2 separate regions of the Homo sapiens genome follow, and region 1 is linked to region 2. Evidence: chromatin loops called from intact Hi-C (ENCODE). Cell type or tissue: PC-3. All regions are shown on one strand. Links, peaks and the distances in the headings refer to the core of each region. The heading gives the core; the rest is flanking DNA.

Region 1 (8,338 bases), core at 253-8,252, 54 kb after region 2:
GGTCTTCACATTCACTCACCACTCACTCACTGACTCATCCAGAGTAACTCCCTGTCCTGCAAGCCCCATTCATGGTAATTGTCTTATCCGGGTGTCCCATTCTTCATCTTTTACACTACATTTTTACTGTATCTTTTCTATGTTTAGATATGTTTGGATAGACAAATACTTACCATTGTGTTATAACTGCCTACAGTATTCAGTACAGTAACATGCTGTATAGGTTTGTAGCCTAGGAGCAATAGGCCGTCCCATACAGCCTAGGGGTGTTGGATGCTATGCCATCCAGGTTTATCTATGAAGTTTGCAGGATGACAGAATCACTTAATGAGCATTTCTCAGAGTGTATCCCTGTTGTTAAGTGACAAGTGACTGTGTATACACACACACACACGCACACACCACACGCACACACACACACTACAGGAAGATACAGCCTTAAAATGACAATGGACTGCTGTGTAAAAGGAGTTTTAGAGAAATATAATGTGTTCTTGGAATTTTGAAACATGATAAATGAAACATGAGCCAAAGGTTAGAGCAGGATAATAAATTGGAAATGGCTGAACACCAAGTTGCAAATCTGGAAGCTAAAGCTGGGGAAATCTCTCAGGACTTACTTGAAAAAGACATAAATGGAAACTCACAGAAGAACTGGAGCCAGAAGCTACGGACAGTGGTTACCTCAGTGGAGTGAGAAGGCCTGTGATTTCACTGATGGCCCTTCTGAACCATGTGAATTTCTTCCTTCACCACATGCAGACATCAGTTAATAGGACAGATTAAAGTTGCATGCTAGCTGATGGCTGCCGGGGAGGCAGGAATACTCAATTAAGCGCGGCACAGTTCTCGTGGGTTCTTGTTGAATAGTGCAAGTTGGGAGTCCGGTCTTGTTCACCGTTTCCCTCTGTTCTCTAGGAGTGGGCAACCACTCTCATGGATGGCTCATACCTATTACGTGAGCTGCCCTGTGATAACTCACTGTCTCCCTTCTGTCTCAGAAGGCCTGCCTTTCCTTTGCCCTAGTTGTGAGGCATTTGGAATTCAGCCAATCTGCAATGCTGAATGTGGAGGAGGATCCATGTGACATGGTTGGAGCCAAGGTGTTGAGCAAAGCCTCATCTGTCTGGACAAACTTCAGTCCTCACAAGCAAGCAAGCTATGCCCAAGCTTATGTGCAATGCTTTGAATGGGCAGAGGTCAGTCTGACAGTGACAGTGTGAGAACGATGTGGAGCTGGGCCTGGGTGGGGAGAAGGTGCCCGTCCTCCATGAGTCTAAGTGGAGTGTACCCTTTTGACTCACAGATCCACGTATTCCTGTCACCAGTTGGTGCATGAAGGCAATACAGTCTCCTGAGTTTCTACAATACCAGGTCTGTCATTTAGTTGTCCTTGTTTTTAAGTGAGAGTGAAGTTCACTATTCTGAGGTCCAGGGAGGGGTGAGGAATTCCAGCATTAGGTTTGGCCTCAGGAAGAGGGACTGGGAGAATTTGATAATGGGGAGTGCGGTAGGCTGAGTTGTAACATGGTTCCCAAAGTCCCCACCCTCATGTACATACTCTGAATAGCATCTCCCCTTGAGTGTGGGATACTCCTGTGAAGACAACAGGGTTTCAGTGTGAACAGGCAAAAAGGGACTTTGCAAATGTAGTGAAGGTCCCTGATCAGTTCACTTTGAGTCAATAAAAAGGAGATTATCCTGAGTGGGCTTGACCTAATCGGGTGATCCCTTAAAGGAGACAAGAGGCAGCAATAGACATCCTCCTTCTGGCCTTGAGGAAGTCAGCTGCCATATTTTGCTCTTTTTTTTTTTTTTTTCCTTTTGTAGAGACAGTCTCCCTATGCCACCCAAGCAAGTCCGGAATTCCTGGCTCAAGCGATCCTCCTGCCTCTGCCTCTATGAGTACCGGGAGAACAGGTGTGAGCCGCTGCCCAGTCATATTTTGATTGACACTCTCCAAATGTGAGAGTGGCCTCTAGGAGCTTGGAGTGACCCCTGGCTGACAGCCAGCAAGAATATACAGACCTCAGTGTTACAGCCCAGCTGGATCCTGCCAAGCACCAGTGAGCTGGAAGAGGATCCCCAGCCTCAGATGAGCCTGCAGCCTGTGCTGATGCCTGGATTTCAGCCTGGGAGACTCTCAGCAGAGGACTCGGCTCAAGGCTGTCTACAGTCCTGATCTACCAGAACCATGAGATAATAAACAGGCATTGTTTAGGTAGTGAAATGTGGTTACACATAAATAGGAACCCAGTGCAGCGTAAGATGCCCTGGCATATCAAGGGCGGTTCATGAGTGGGTGCCTTCAGCTTGGGAGGAAGCAGGCATAGGGCTGATGCATCGCAGTGTCCACATATGCAGGGAGGCTGGTTTCCTAGGAAGCCTCCCAATGAGGAAATTGTTGGGAATGTGCTGCAAGGCGCTGCCTCGCTCTGGAGCCAGACGAGAGGCCGGAGCATCCGCCCCAACATGGCTGGCTGTGTGAGCCTCAGGAACGCTGGCAGCTCTGCAAGACTCTCTGCCATCTGCAAAATGTGGGTGAGCATATCCCCCCAGCCACACAATTCTTGGGGATGGAGTGAGACAATTCTTAGAAAGCTCTAGTTGCAGTGCGGGTGCACAGGAAGGGCTCTGTGCACACTGATGCATGTTGCTCTAGCTCAAAGTGTCCCTTGAGCAGCTGGGGTGTGATCTCCAAGTGCACCCACCAGCCGGTCTCACCTGGCCTGGGCTCCGAGCAGGGGTCAACCTGAGGGCATTTCACTCCAGATCCAGCATGGGTTTGAGGAAGGGGCCAATGAGGGGCCAGTGGCCACAAAATAGCACTTGATTCTGATCATAAGCCCAGTCACTAAGAGGCGGGTAAAAAGAAATGCATTACCCATTTGACAAATTTTCTATGGTGAATGAATACAAATACTGGGTTACAATGAGCACTTGGCTAGCTGGCTAAAGGTAGGGCCCCAAATAGGGGGGCTGAATGGAGGTGAGAAGCCTGTGACCATTGCTGAGGCATGGGCAGGGACTCGGGCACACACGTGTGGGCAGCTCCGTGGTGTTAACCTCCAGCCTGGGTCAGTTGCTGGCCTGGGCTGACTGTGGTGACCACAGGCCAGGGGATATTGGGAGGGACTGAAAACCATGAAACAAAGCAGAACAAACTTGCCACTCCAAAACCTCACACACGGCAGGAAGTGGGCCAGCCTGGAGTTACTGAGGGGGCTGTGGCCGGGCACACCCTGTCCTACCTGAACCCAGAGTGTCAAAGACAAACAAAGCCAGGCAGTAGTGAGAGGGTCAGGAGAGATTTTTCACAGTAATAACCGTTGCAGTGGGGAAGAGGTTACAGTGTGAACTGAAGTCAGCTTGGATGTGTACAGAGGTGAGTGGATTTTTCCAAGGGAGGAGGGAGGGGTGAGGGAAGGCTTGCTGGAGTCAGGAAGTGAGAAATTGCAAAGCCCAGGAAGGAGGGGCCGGCCCCACTGGGCTGCTAACTGGCTCTGGTCGAAGTTAGCTCCTGATGTCCCACAGAGGCCGGGAGACAGGGGCCGTAGCTGCAGGGATTGGCTGGAACAGGGTATTTTTTGGCGGTCTTGAGTTTCCTGAGGTAGGGACTATAAGGGGGGCTGGTGTCATCCTAGGGATGTGGCCATGAGTTGCTAGATGCCATGTTAGTGTTAGCTGAAGTCTTTATAGGCCAGCGTGGAGGTATTGTTGAGAAGAGGACTCAGAGGAGCCTGGCTGGCAGTTGGTCGAGGAGAGATCTTAGTCTAGGGCCCCACACAGCCCAGGTTCCAGGGATGTGGGTCCTGGCCAAGTATCCCATGGGCTCCTGCCTTTGGCTCACTCGAGTGGGCCTCAGGGACTCGCCACCAAAAAATCTGAGACGCCAGCCTCAAGGATGTGAGGGTGTCACATCTGTCCTCCACAAAGAGCCCAAGCAAGATGAGAAACAGCTTCATGACCCCCATAATGAACAAGCCTTTTAATGTCAGGACAGCTGCAAGCCCTTCTTCAAGCTCTCGGCCTCACCTGTCTTCCTTATAACCACAGAAAATGTCACTCCTCCTCTGATTTGCCTTCTATACCATGCCCTTCCATCTGAGGCAATCTTGTGAAGCATTCCACGTGGTCCTCCTGGGCCAGCTCACCCTCATGACCCCTGGGCTGCAGGCCACAGCTCTCCCTGGCGGACCAGGAGGCTGGCATGGCAGCATGGATAGAAAGTGTCTTTTACCTAAGTCATCATTCATTAACTCCAGTTACATTAGAGATGTTTCCTGCTGGAAAACTTTCAGAATCATCTCTTTTTGAGAAAAAGGTGTGTGTATTTTTTTAAACAACAGCAATAGTCCAAGTCTGACTACTAAGAGCACATTTTTATTTTTAAAATTAGACATTGTGCTGAAAACAAGTTTATTAAAATATGATCTATAACCTAATTTTATTCTTTCTTATAGACATGGGGGTCTCAGTATGTTGCCCAGGCTGGTCTTGAACTTCTGGCCTCAAGTGATCCTCCCACCTCAGCATCCCGGGTAGCTAGAACTAGAGGCACACACCACTGTACCCAGCTATGACTTGGTTTTAATTGTCAAGGGAACCAGATTTGTGAAAGAACAAAAACAGTGGCATTTGTTTGTCTGGAAATGGGGCCATCTGGGTTCTCCATCTCTTGGGGGCTGTGTTTGGAAAGGAAGAGCTGTCAGTCTGGGTTCCAGGCCGATCCTCCCCGCAGTGGCTTTCTTCCTCTCTCGCCTGGAGGACATCTCATAGTTCTTGCCCTCAGGGTCCCCCCAGGCCGCCTTATCCTCCTGGCTTTTCATCCCCTGCAATGTGCCACTCAGCTGCTGAGCTTCCAGGCCAGGCCTGCAGTTTCCTGGGTACCCAGCATGAGTGGGGCTCTCAGCTGAAGGGTGGGTCAGGTGGTACAGGAGCCTCCATAACAGTTTGCTAAATATATGAATAAATAAATTATAAAACGTTAGTCCCCCTGCCAAAAAAAAAGCACAAAACACAGTTTGAGGTGATGTGTTTTTGCCCTTGCCTGAGGGAGTTGGGATTTACACAATGCCACCATTTGCAAACTGGGATCTACAAGCCCCAGCAAGACACAAAGTTTGCAAGGGCACAGGCAGTGTTAAGCAAGCTGTGTTCCAGAACCTAACACCATCTTCATGGGCAGGCCCTGATGGAGATGCAGTTCTTCCCCGCCTTCCTCCACAGCACCCAGCTCCCTCCCCAAGCAGATCTTTCCACCCAGGGCAATGTTGCATCAGCCCAGAGGAGGAAGGCCTCCCTGGCCATGGCCACAGCCCACCCACCAGAGGATATTTGCAGTGTTGGGAAAGTGTGAGAAAGTGAGTGACTAATGGCTGTGTTACTAATCTTCTGGCAAGTCAGATTGTTCTAGTTCTTTGCTTTCCATGAACTGAAAGAGGATCTAGTCAATTTATAAACTGATGGATTAGATCATTAAAAGTAATTTTTAGGCCGGGTGCAGTGGCTCATGCCTGTAATCCCAGCACTTTGAGAGGTTGAGGTGGGAGGACTGGTTGAGCCCAGGATTTCAAGACCAACCTGGGCAACATAGTGAGACCCCGCGTCTACTAAAAATAAAAATTAACGGGCGTGGTGGCACACATCTGTGATCCTGGCTACTCAGGAGGCTGAGGTGGGAGGACCCCTTGAGTTTAGGAGTTTGAGGCTGCAGTGAGCCATGATTGTACCACTACACTCTAGCCTGGGTGACAAAGCAAGACTATCTCAAAAAAATTTTTTTATGATCAATCTTCATGTAATTTTCAGCACATAACTTAGAAGGAGTGGAATCTTTACAACAAAACACTTTCCATTCAGATGTATTTACTCATGTAAAAACGTTTTTCGCCATGCTTACATATATAAAAAATAGGAATCCAACTGATACCGAATCATGTGTCATGCCACCGATAAGTAATATTCATCCATGGATACATAAAGTAATTTGAAAACAGTTTTAGTACCATTTATCTCGTTATAAGATGTGTTTCTGATAAGTGTATATTTTCACTATTAATAATTATCAAGTTATAATGTAGTCATTTTACCTTCATGAATTGAGTGTTAATAACCATGATAACTGGAATACATCATTTACAATAACTGGAAAAAGTTATTTAACATTTAGAGACATGTTGAAGAAAATTAAAATTGTAAGTTTTTATACATAGCTTTTGTAGCAAGAAACCTGATAGTGTGATGAACAGAAGAGTTTTAAGCATAAGAAATTGTTATAATAAAATTCTGTGGAGGAAGAGGAATGAAAACAGGAGTTGCAGTAGAAAAAATGGATACTTAAGGAGGAGATTGTTCACACACATTTTTTTTTTTTTGAGACAGGGTCTCACTCTATGACCCAGGCTGGAGTGCAGTGATGTGATCTCAGCTCACTGCTTCCTTGACCTCCTGGGCTCAAGTGATCCTCCTACCGCAGCCTCCTGAGTAGCTAAGACTACAGGCACCTTCTGCCATGCTCAGCTAATTAAAAAACAAATTTTGTAGAGACAAGGTCTTGCTGTGTTGCTGAGGTTGTTCTGGAGCCCCTGGGCTCAAGCAATCCTCCTACCTCGGCCTCTCAGAGTGCTGGGATAACCAGCGTGCGCCACCACGCCCAGCCATGTTCACACATTTTTAAATTTGGGGGATGGTGGGTATATAATTTTCAGGCTGTTTAGATTCCACTGGACACATTTAAAAGAGCATGTAATTTTTGTAATGTCAACATATGCCATATGCTGAAACTATTTCAATGTATGATAAAAATGTTAAATATCAACTTAAAAATATGCTAGATGGTATACAGTCACAGGACACTCTCTTAAGGAGTGAGAGGACAAAGGCTTGCAGCCTGTGGTGGGAAGACATTGAGAAATGTCTCAGAAAGGTAAGTGCTGATGTTACTAGGAAACGGGATCAGTGAGAGACGTCAGAGATTGTTCTGTTAAAATACACTCCCAAGGAGCTACTAAAACCCCTAGAAGATAGAACTGAATGAGGAAGAACTAGCTAAGCATGAAGGCAGCAAAAGTAATGGCACAAAGAAACATGGGATTCAACCATAGAGAAGATGTACACCTCTGTATGTCAGAAAAACATGCCCATTCAAATTAAACACCATAGTTACAGTAATGCTCTCCAAACTTTTTCTCGCAAATTCCTAAAAGTACACTGAAAAACTGTATACCTTTTTGCACATTGCAAAGATGGCTGTTGACATGTTTCACCCCAAGTTTAAATATCTGAAAAGAATGTAATTTTGGTATATCGGAAACATTGACCTTTAACTATATATATATTTATATACACACAATATATATACATATAGAATACGTTAATACAGTATATGTTTTATATATATATACACAGACACACAGATTATGTGTTACCACAATATGTGATATATGTATATAGCTATATATGTATATATAACATATACTGTATGAATTGTGTGTGTATATATAACGTATATGTTATGACGATATTCAATACTTTAGGTGTGTTTGGAGTTATATGCCCCAAATTATGTAATAATCCATCATTACAAATTATTTTCAATCTGACTACTTGATTCAATTTTGTTAAAAGTGAAAACTGGAAACAATATTACTGTCTGTGTGTGTATGTGTATGTGTGTGTATATATATATAAAACACATATATTAATATATGTTCTACATACATAGTAAATGTATATGCCCTAAATGTATACAATATAATATAAGTGCTCTAGTAATATGAAATACACTATCATCCTTAAAAAAAGTACACAAACAAAACCTTTGACAACTGTAAATTGTTTTTCCTTCTATGTTTATTTTTTCTACTTTTCCACACAATTTTATTGTAATATTGATTTTTTCTTGATGTCTTTTATTGATTATTCTGTCATACCTCTCTGTCACATAATATATATATAAACTGATCAAAACAACAAATGCATTAAAATCATTATTAAAATTATTAAAATTGTTTTGGGAATGCATCACTTAATGAAACAGATGAGAATTCTTTCCCAATTAATTCATGTATCCATGGATGAACATTGCTTGCTGTTAGAAGGCGGTACAGTTCTGCATCACATCCATCCCATGTTAGCTTTTATAGATGTTGCACTGAAAAGTCAAACCATCTGTCACATCTTAGTCAATTTCTGTTAAAAAAAATAGACAATTTTTATACATAAATAAATGTTAACATGCAATTTGAGGAATATTACAAAAAACATTGAGAAATAAATTATCGAATCTGTCTTTTAAGAGTGCCAATAGCAAGATTAAAACAATAGCGATGAGATA
Region 2 (8,277 bases), core at 278-8,277:
AAAAAGGCAAGACACTCAAACAGACACTGGTACCCCCATGTTCACAGCAGCACTGTTTACAACAGCCAAAAGGTGGAAGCGCCCAAGGGTCCCTTAACAGATGAATGGATAAACAAGATGTGGTGGTGGGTTCATGCAATGGAATGGTGTCCGCCTCAGAAAGGAGGCTCTGGCACATGCTCCAACACAGATGAGCCTTGAGGACACGATGCTGAGTGAAATAAGCCGGTCACTAAAGGACAAGTACTGTGTGATTCCGCTCACGTGAGACACCCAGGGCAGTCCACTTCGTAGAGGCTGAATGCAGAACGGTTGTTGCCAGGGGCTGGGCATGGGGGAAGGGGGAGTTAGTGTTTCACGGGCACAAAGTTTCCGTTTGGGAGGATAAAAAGTGTTGGAGAGGAGGGCGGCGGTGATGCTCACAACAATGTGAAGGTATTGAATTCCACGGAACTGCACACTTAAAAGGGTTAAATGGCTAATTTTATGTTATGTATATTTCACCATAATAAAACAATTTTTTAAAAGTAAAGCACAAGATAGAACACGCTTAAGGTTATAAGGCTGTGTGTGCCAGTGGAGCACAGCTCAGCTGCTCAGTGTGACAGTGACAAGCCCCAAGTTAGCACGTGGTCCACTTCCAGGAAGTGGAGGAGTCAGAGCGCCCCACCCCTCATGCCTCAACCTTCAGAACTGACATGCTCAGCGCAGAAGGGCCACCCCTGGGCATGAGGGTAGACCATGGTGGTGGTCCCACACTGCTGAGCGTTCTTCAAGCCTTCCTAAACATCCCTGGATAAAAGAGACAGCATGAGAATCACCTAGCCTGACATGTGCCGGACACGTGCCTGACACGTGCAATGTTCCTTCAGTGATCTAAAATGACATCACAACATAAAGCTCCTGGAAGATGTTCTGGGTAGTGGTGCCTAAAGTGATGCCCACACACAAAAACATACACCATCACAGGAGTGCAGAAAAACACTACCACCTTTGTTTGTAATTGTGGTTTATTTTATTTTCATTTATATTTTGTATGTTTCAATAGATATAAGATATTTATGCATTACATGCCGGTAATTTATAAATAAATACACACACCCCCACTTTGGGTGCACATGCCCACTTTTTACTGATAGAGGTGTGAGATCAAAAACATCTGAAGACTGTGGCTGTAATGAACCAGCTACACTAAAAAGGATCAATAACATATACATTTTTCTAAAAAGCATCCATAGAGCATCTTTGTCAGCTATCCTTGTTAAATTCTGGGTATTGGCTTTTATCAGGATAACTATCTGGTGTTAGACACTTTCTCAAAAGCCAGAAATATTTAAACAACTTGATCTCATCCACACACATCAAAGATCAAAGGGACACAGGAGGCTCTGACTGAGCAGCACGCGCAGGCACTCAGCCAGTGGCCCTGAGTAACATCTCTTGGGACCCCAGAGCCCCAGGGCCACCTGTTCTGCTCCCAGGCTCTGCCCCTTTTGGACTGAAACCTCCCTCTCTGGGCTCCCATTTCCTCACAGGAACAATGAAGAATTTATAAGCTCTTCACAGAGCTAGCTAAGAATGGTACCATACAAATTCATAAAAATTCAGGCAAGTATATGGTGCTAGAGAAATACGTGAAGTTTTATCACTAAGTATTTGAACAACAATTTTAAAAAGCACCTTTTTTCCACCGTATCATGATCTTTGCGGGTCACGGGGTCTTCATGATCCCACTAAGCAATTTGGAGCTATTCCATATATTCCTAGCTAATTCAAACAGCTACAGCCTTTTTTTTTTTTTTTTTTTTTTTTTTTTTTTTTTTTTTTTTGAGATAGAGTCTCACTCTGTCACCTGGGCTGGAGTGCAGTAGTGCAATCATAATCACGTCTCACAGCACTCTTAACCTTCTGTGCTCAAACAATCTCAGCCCCGCAAGCAGCTGGGACTACAGGCATGCACCACCATGCCCAGCTAATTTTTCGTATTTTTTGTAGGGATGAGGTTTTGCCATGTTTTCCAGGCTGGTATCCAACTCCTGAGCTCAAGCAATCCACCCACCTTGGCCTCCCAAAGTGCTGGGATTACAGATGTGAGCCACCACACCTGGCCTACAGCCATTTTTTAACGGAAATCATCTTAATCAATATTAACACACAAAAAGCTGTAGTTAAGAAGGTGGTTTCTGCCAGGCATGGCAGATAGAGCCTGTATTTCCAGCTACTTGGGAGGCTGAGGCAGGACTGTGTGAGGCCCAGAAGTTCAAGACCAGCCTGGCAACACAGCAAGACCTGGCCTCTAAAAAGTGTTTTTTTTTTTTAATCATCTGTAAAATGAGGATGCAAAACAAACAAAAAAATAAACATGGTATCTGTTTGTTAAACTCTGCAATGAACACATGTATTAGCTTCCCGCTGCGGCAACAAATTATGACAACTTGGTGGCTTGAAGTAACACAAATTTGGGGAGTTTTATTTTATTTATTTCATTTTATAGAGATGGGGTCTTGCCCAGGCTGGAGTGCAGTAGCATAATCACAGCCCAGTGCAACCCCAGTCTCCTGGTCTCAAGTGATCCTCCTGCCTCAGCCTCCTGAGGACCTGGGACTACAGGCTTGTGCCACTGCACCGGCTAAACAAATCTGTCATTTCACAATTCTGGAGGTCAATCTGACATGGATCTTACTGGGTCAAAACGATGGTTTCGGCAGGGCGGCGGGAGAGAATGTTTCCTTGCCTTTTCCAGCTCCTAGAGGCCGCCCACACTCCTTGACTCTAGGTCCTCCACTTTCAAAGCCAACAATGGCAAATTAAGTAGTATTCATATCGGATCTCTCTGCCCGCTTTTCTTCCACTTTTACAGACTTGTGATTACACTGGGCCCACAATTCACTCCAGAATAATCTCCCCATCTTTTTCCAAGAGAAAGGGGAATTAGAATTGGCTGCAGTTAAGGTGGCACCATCAGCTGATTAGCCACCTTAACTGCAGCCAACTTTCATTCCCCTTTCTCATGGGACCTAAGGGAGGGCAGTAGCTCCAGGGATGTTTTACAATTTAAGTTCTATTATTATTCAAGCACTATGGGGCTGACAGGTCAGGAGAGGACTGCCATTGAAAAGAGGATTTGTTACTCAGAGTCCTCCAGAGAAGGAGCTCGCCACACCTACCGCTGTGGGAGGGGGAACATAGGGGAGACCAGCGTCCTAGGAGGCAGAGACCTTGGTGAGAGGAGGGAGAGTCTTTTCTGTGCCTTCCATGGGAAAGAACAGGAGAGGCGGGGTAAGCAGGTTTAGAATCCATTAGTTTGAATAACCTCGGTGGACCCTGGGACAAAGGGCTGTCCCTAGCTGCTTGGTGGCTGGACCTGGGGTGATGAGAGCAGGTGCACAGTGGATGAAACACAGAGGGGGCCGAGGGTGTGGACGTTGGATTGGGTGGCTTGCACACGTAAGGCATGCTGCAGCAATGCTGTTTGCTATCTCTAGGAATTATCTAGCCCTGGGAGGGCCTGTCCCTCCGGAGGCAGCAAGGCTCCAGATGTCAAAGCACCAGACAAGAGAAAATAAAAAGACATCCTTAGTACAGGACTGAATAAGCAGGAACTGAGTTTAGATGTCACTGCATGCAGTAGTTGGGAACAGAGCCAAGAATTACAGACACCACCCTCCCTCCTTCTACGCCTTCTCCAAGTCCCAAGGGCGCATTATGAAGGAATTCCCATTAAGTCTGGCCAGACGCTTTACAGAGGAATTAACACAGGATAGGAAACTGAAAGGAGAAAAAGAGAAAAGACCAGAAACGGAGGAATTTAACCGTGATCAAGGAGGAGCACGGCGCAGCTGCAGGACTGAGCTCAACTCTGGCTCTCACCTCCATGCCAGAGAGAACCTGAGGGTCTCTGTCAGCATGGCCTCCTGGCCCCCAGACATGCTCCCCATGGATGTGAAAGACCACAGGCAGCAGCCAGATTTCTATGGAATGAATCAAACTTTCCATCCTGCTTAAAAGCAATGATTTTCTTTCCAAAAAAAAAAATAAATGTGTACATGGAAAATATTACAATGCAAGTCACAATGAGAGTTAAAAAAGACACACACATCTGATTTGACTAAAGTCTGTCCTGGCAACACGAATAAATAAAATAATGACAATGACACGATGGCACTATGAAATGCCATTACCTAGGTTTCTACCAATTAATTATGAGGGACAAGACATACATAACTAAATATAATTAAATCACGCAGGTCGATAAGATTACCCTTTTTGAGAAAATAATTACATGCCACGTATATTTTGAAACTGTTCAGTGGAGGTGAACAATTGTAGCCCATTATGTGTATGAGACATTCTGGAAAATATCGCTTTGACTTATGTTCAAAAATGGTTGGCTTGTTCAGAGAGAGAGAGTCAGTGGGGAGCACCCAGCAGGAACAGGGGCCTCCCCAGCTCGCTCTCTCCCTGCCTCGTCTTTCCTCTCACAATGCTCTCGGTTTTCTGAGTCAACCATGCTCCTGGGCCAAGGTGCAGCACTGGAGATGACCGAGACAGACAGCGTGGATGCGTTTTGTACGGGGAACAAAACTGATTTCCAACTTGGCAAAAAGCAACAGGAGAGGCCCCGGCTGTGTCTGGTACCGCCTCAGCCGAGCCCTGAAGGGAAAGGCCCAGAAAAAGGGATGTGGCCACACCCTGGGGGCCAGCCCACAGGCGAGGCGAGTCCCCAGGCGCCATTCTACGCGGCCAGTTTTGGAGAACTGGAACTGTGTAGAGCGTCCGGCGGCAGCGGACCCAGCGCTGCTCCATTCTCCCTCCCTCCCTCCCCCCCCAGCCCCGGTGACTCACTCCGCGGCCCGGGCAGGGCGAGACCACGCCCACCACCCCCCAAGACCTGGCCGCGCTCACCTCCCCTCCTGCACAGAGCACCTAAGGGCCCAAAGATCACATCTGAACAAAGGATGGAACTTGGAACTTACATTTACCTTTCCTGCCCCTGACTTTTTAAACTGTTATTAGAAGTATACAAAAACAAAAGGCAGGACATAAAAGTAGTGAAATGCTTTAAACTCTACAAATGACTCAGTTCAAATGTGCGGTGACAGCCTGGGTTTCCTGCCATTTCGTTAACCCCTCGTGTACTGGATTCTTTTAGAAGCAGTGGTTTCCATGCCAGACATCACTTCTTGGGGGAAGCAAAGCAAACAGAGGCTGGGGAGGGGTGAGTGGGGATCTCGGGGACTCCGCCGAACTTGGGGAGGGAGCCTTGTCAAGTCTGGCCTGGCCCACGCTGAGGTCCGTTCGCACCCCAGGACCTTTCTAGAAAAGTCCTAGATTACTATACAACAGGCAGATCTGATGCTGAAACAGAAATAAGGCAGGTCTCTGAGCGGATCTAAAGTTCCCTACTATGCAAGAGCTCACGGGCCTCCAAAGCACCTACTAAGCACCTTTCTGAGAAGACTTGCATGGAGGGCTCTGTTCCAAGGCTCTCCATTCGTGGCCTAGGTTGAGTTTCCTTTTGAAAACCAAGACTTACTTTAGGTTTTTTTTTTTAATTATTATTGTTATAACTGTTGATAAGCAAAAATCAATCAAAGACATCGTTAAATGGGCCAATGAATTTACTTCATTTTATGTTTTCAAAACAAACCTTCCCCCTAAAAGGTTATTACCAAATCCAATTTCATTTACAATATACGCCACATTGCCATTTAAACAAAGAATGCTTTCATGTTACCATTTCCCCAGAATGCTTCTTCTAGTGAGGTACATTTTTCAGAAGACATTTGAGCCAACAGAGGGTATCTCTGGATCCTTAGTGGTCCTCAAAATTCTCAGTGGGGATCGGATCTATTCCCAATATTTCAAAATTCTTTCCAAAAGCTGTCCATTTCCTCATGGTACAAGTATACAGCTAAATGACACCTAAAATTCTTTGGGCTTGGAGGCACAATTCAGTGTCTTAGCAATGTGGACAGGCCAGGTGCGGTCTCAGTATTTTGGGAGCTGAGGTGGGATGATTGCTTGAGGCCAGGAGTTCGAGACCAGCATGGGCGACACTGCAAGACCTCATCTCTAAAAATAAAACTGTTTTAGAAATTTAAAAAAACTGAGGAAGTTTATTTTGATCAAAAGATCTTAATAGCAATAATGACAGCAGTTGTAACAGGAATACTAATGAGTTGCAACTAAACTTTTCAAATTCTTACCTGCCTGCCTGCCTGGCACTGTAGCCCACCCTCTCTGCATTATTTCATGTATTCCTCACAGCACACCAGAAGCTGCTATCTTCTCTCTTCCCCTCCCTCCAATTTAATGCCATCCTCCCTCCTATTGAATGCCACCCTCCTTCCAATTTAATGTTATCCTCTCTCCAATTTGATGCCATCCTCCCTCTATCCTCCCTCCTGTTAAGTGCCATCCTCCCTCCTATTGAATGCCATCCTCCCTCCTGTTAAATGCCATCCTCCCTCCAAAGTAATGTTATACTCCCTCCTATTGAATGCCATCTTCCCTCCAATTTAAATAAGAACACTGGGATGAAGAGAAATGCATTCTGCCTAGCATCTAACTGCTGGCAAGGGTCTGACCTCATTGAGGGTGTTGGGGCTCAGGAACCAATATCGCAAAATATGGCACTTTGATGCGCTGAACTGTAGAACCCTCAGCGTCTCTCTAACCGCCCCCCAACCTCACCTCTCAATCCTCTGTCTCACCCAAAGCCCAAGATGAACTCCTCCGAAGTTCCCTTCTCTCCCTAAACCTAAAATCCAGACACTCCAAAGAGGAAAACAGGTTTTTATTAACTGAATTCATATTGTGGGAAGAAAAACTGAAGTCTGTCAACACAGCTGGACAGGCTTTTGTCACAAACCACTGTCTGTTATGCAGGCCTCAAAGACTGTGGCCCAGACTATGGTGTGTTCTTCAAGCACAGTGAATTCCCCTAAAACTCATTTACTACCCCTGTACAATCATCCCCACTTCCCATCTCCCTTTCCCTTGAGAAGGAGGGTATATAACCCTGCGTACTCCACTGAGATTGGGCAATCATTCTCCCACAGTTCTTCTGTGCTATGCATGTTAATAAATGTGCTTGCCTTTTCTCCTGTTAATCTGCCCTTTGTCAGTTGATTTCCAGCAAACTTTCAGAGGGCAAAGGAGAAGTTTTCCTCTAGCCCCTACAAGGGCGTTTTAATTGTCTCTAACTTAAAATGAGGACAAAAATTCTTAATTGCCTAATAAAAATAGTTTGGTAGGCAAAATGTTCCAAAATACAGTATCCCCAGTGGAAAAATAACCACAAGGTATGTGCAGGGTAATTCATACAAACTGCACTCCGGGAAAATGCAAAACAAGTAAACATAGAAAGTCAGGCTAAGAGTCTTCTAAAAAAGCAGAAATCAAAATAGCTCTTCATGCTTCCTGTAAGTTCTGTCAGTGTGCTAAATATGGCAAGGTGAGTCTTGTACAAATGTGCACAGTGGGCTCCCCTGCTGCAGGAGTTCAACAAGAAGCTGAAGCACCATGTTGTGACCAGCAGGAGTCTAACAGTCACCCAGCCCCTTTTCAACCTTCCCAAAACGTGGGGAAGCCCTGTCTTTAAAAGGTTCTTCCAAACATGCTTCTCAGTGAAGGCCTGACTGGCCTTTGGGAAAGGGTAGTCAATGGGGCAGGACCTTCCTGGGCAGGTGGGGCCATCACATGTCAGCCAGTAACCCCGGTTGTGAGTACCAGTGCCAGGGACACTGCCAGTCACTGTGATTGTTAAATGTCTACCAACACGTCGGGAAGGAAGTACTCCCCCCCAGATGAGACCCCTGACCCCTTACTTGCAGGAAGGATGGAACCTGAGAATTGACAATCACCACAATGAATGACCATTAAATGAGCACCATGCAGGCCATGGCATAGCACCCAGGAACAGGCAGGTGGGGCTTCAAAGGCCACTGAAAGGTACAGAAGAACTGCATTAAAAATGGCAAGACCTGGTGGAATCCAAAAGAATCAGCTAAAACAAAACAAAACAAAACAACCAAAAACAAGACCACTTGTGGTTCCAATGAGCTATGATTGCACCAGTGCGCTCCGGCCTGGGCAACAGAGTTAGACCCTGTCTCAGAAAAAAAAAGAAAAAAAAAAAAAGACTCAGGAGACAACTTGATTGGTTCCTACTGACCAAAGAAATCAATTACAGTAATAACTGCAATGAACTAAAATCAATAAATTATATTTAAATCCACAAATTCATAATAATATATTTTTTAGAAAAGTTAT

Evidence for each region. Peaks named below come from ENCODE experiments on the same cell type or tissue, not always from the same donor. Only the 100,000 strongest peaks of a DNase experiment are listed, where the experiment ranks them.
Region 1: a loop joins it to region 2, with 18 times the contacts of the local background. A loop is called at or near these places in 5 of 110 quality-filtered maps.

Annotation. Positions count from the first base shown.
Region 1 is chr15:25,900,026-25,908,363 of GRCh38, forward strand. LINC02346 (long intergenic non-protein coding RNA 2346) reads left to right here and starts at 2,335. Exons shown (of 5, transcript NR_040082.1): 1 at 2,335-2,541. In PC-3, for the core only: no CTCF peak of the experiment used is centred there; DNase peaks (open chromatin) are centred at 1,036 and 3,376; H3K27ac peaks cover 2,289 bases.
Region 2 is chr15:25,845,822-25,854,098 of GRCh38, forward strand. All of the region lies in intron 1 of ATP10A (ATPase phospholipid transporting 10A (putative)), which reads right to left. MIR4715 (microRNA 4715) reads right to left here and starts at 3,004; the gene lies at 2,926-3,004. RefSeq lists enhancers at 1-95, 4,463-4,512, 4,563-4,622 and a silencer at 4,903-4,952. In PC-3, for the core only: no CTCF peak of the experiment used is centred there; a DNase peak (open chromatin) is centred at 4,820; H3K4me3 peaks cover 1,086 bases; H3K27ac peaks cover 1,613 bases.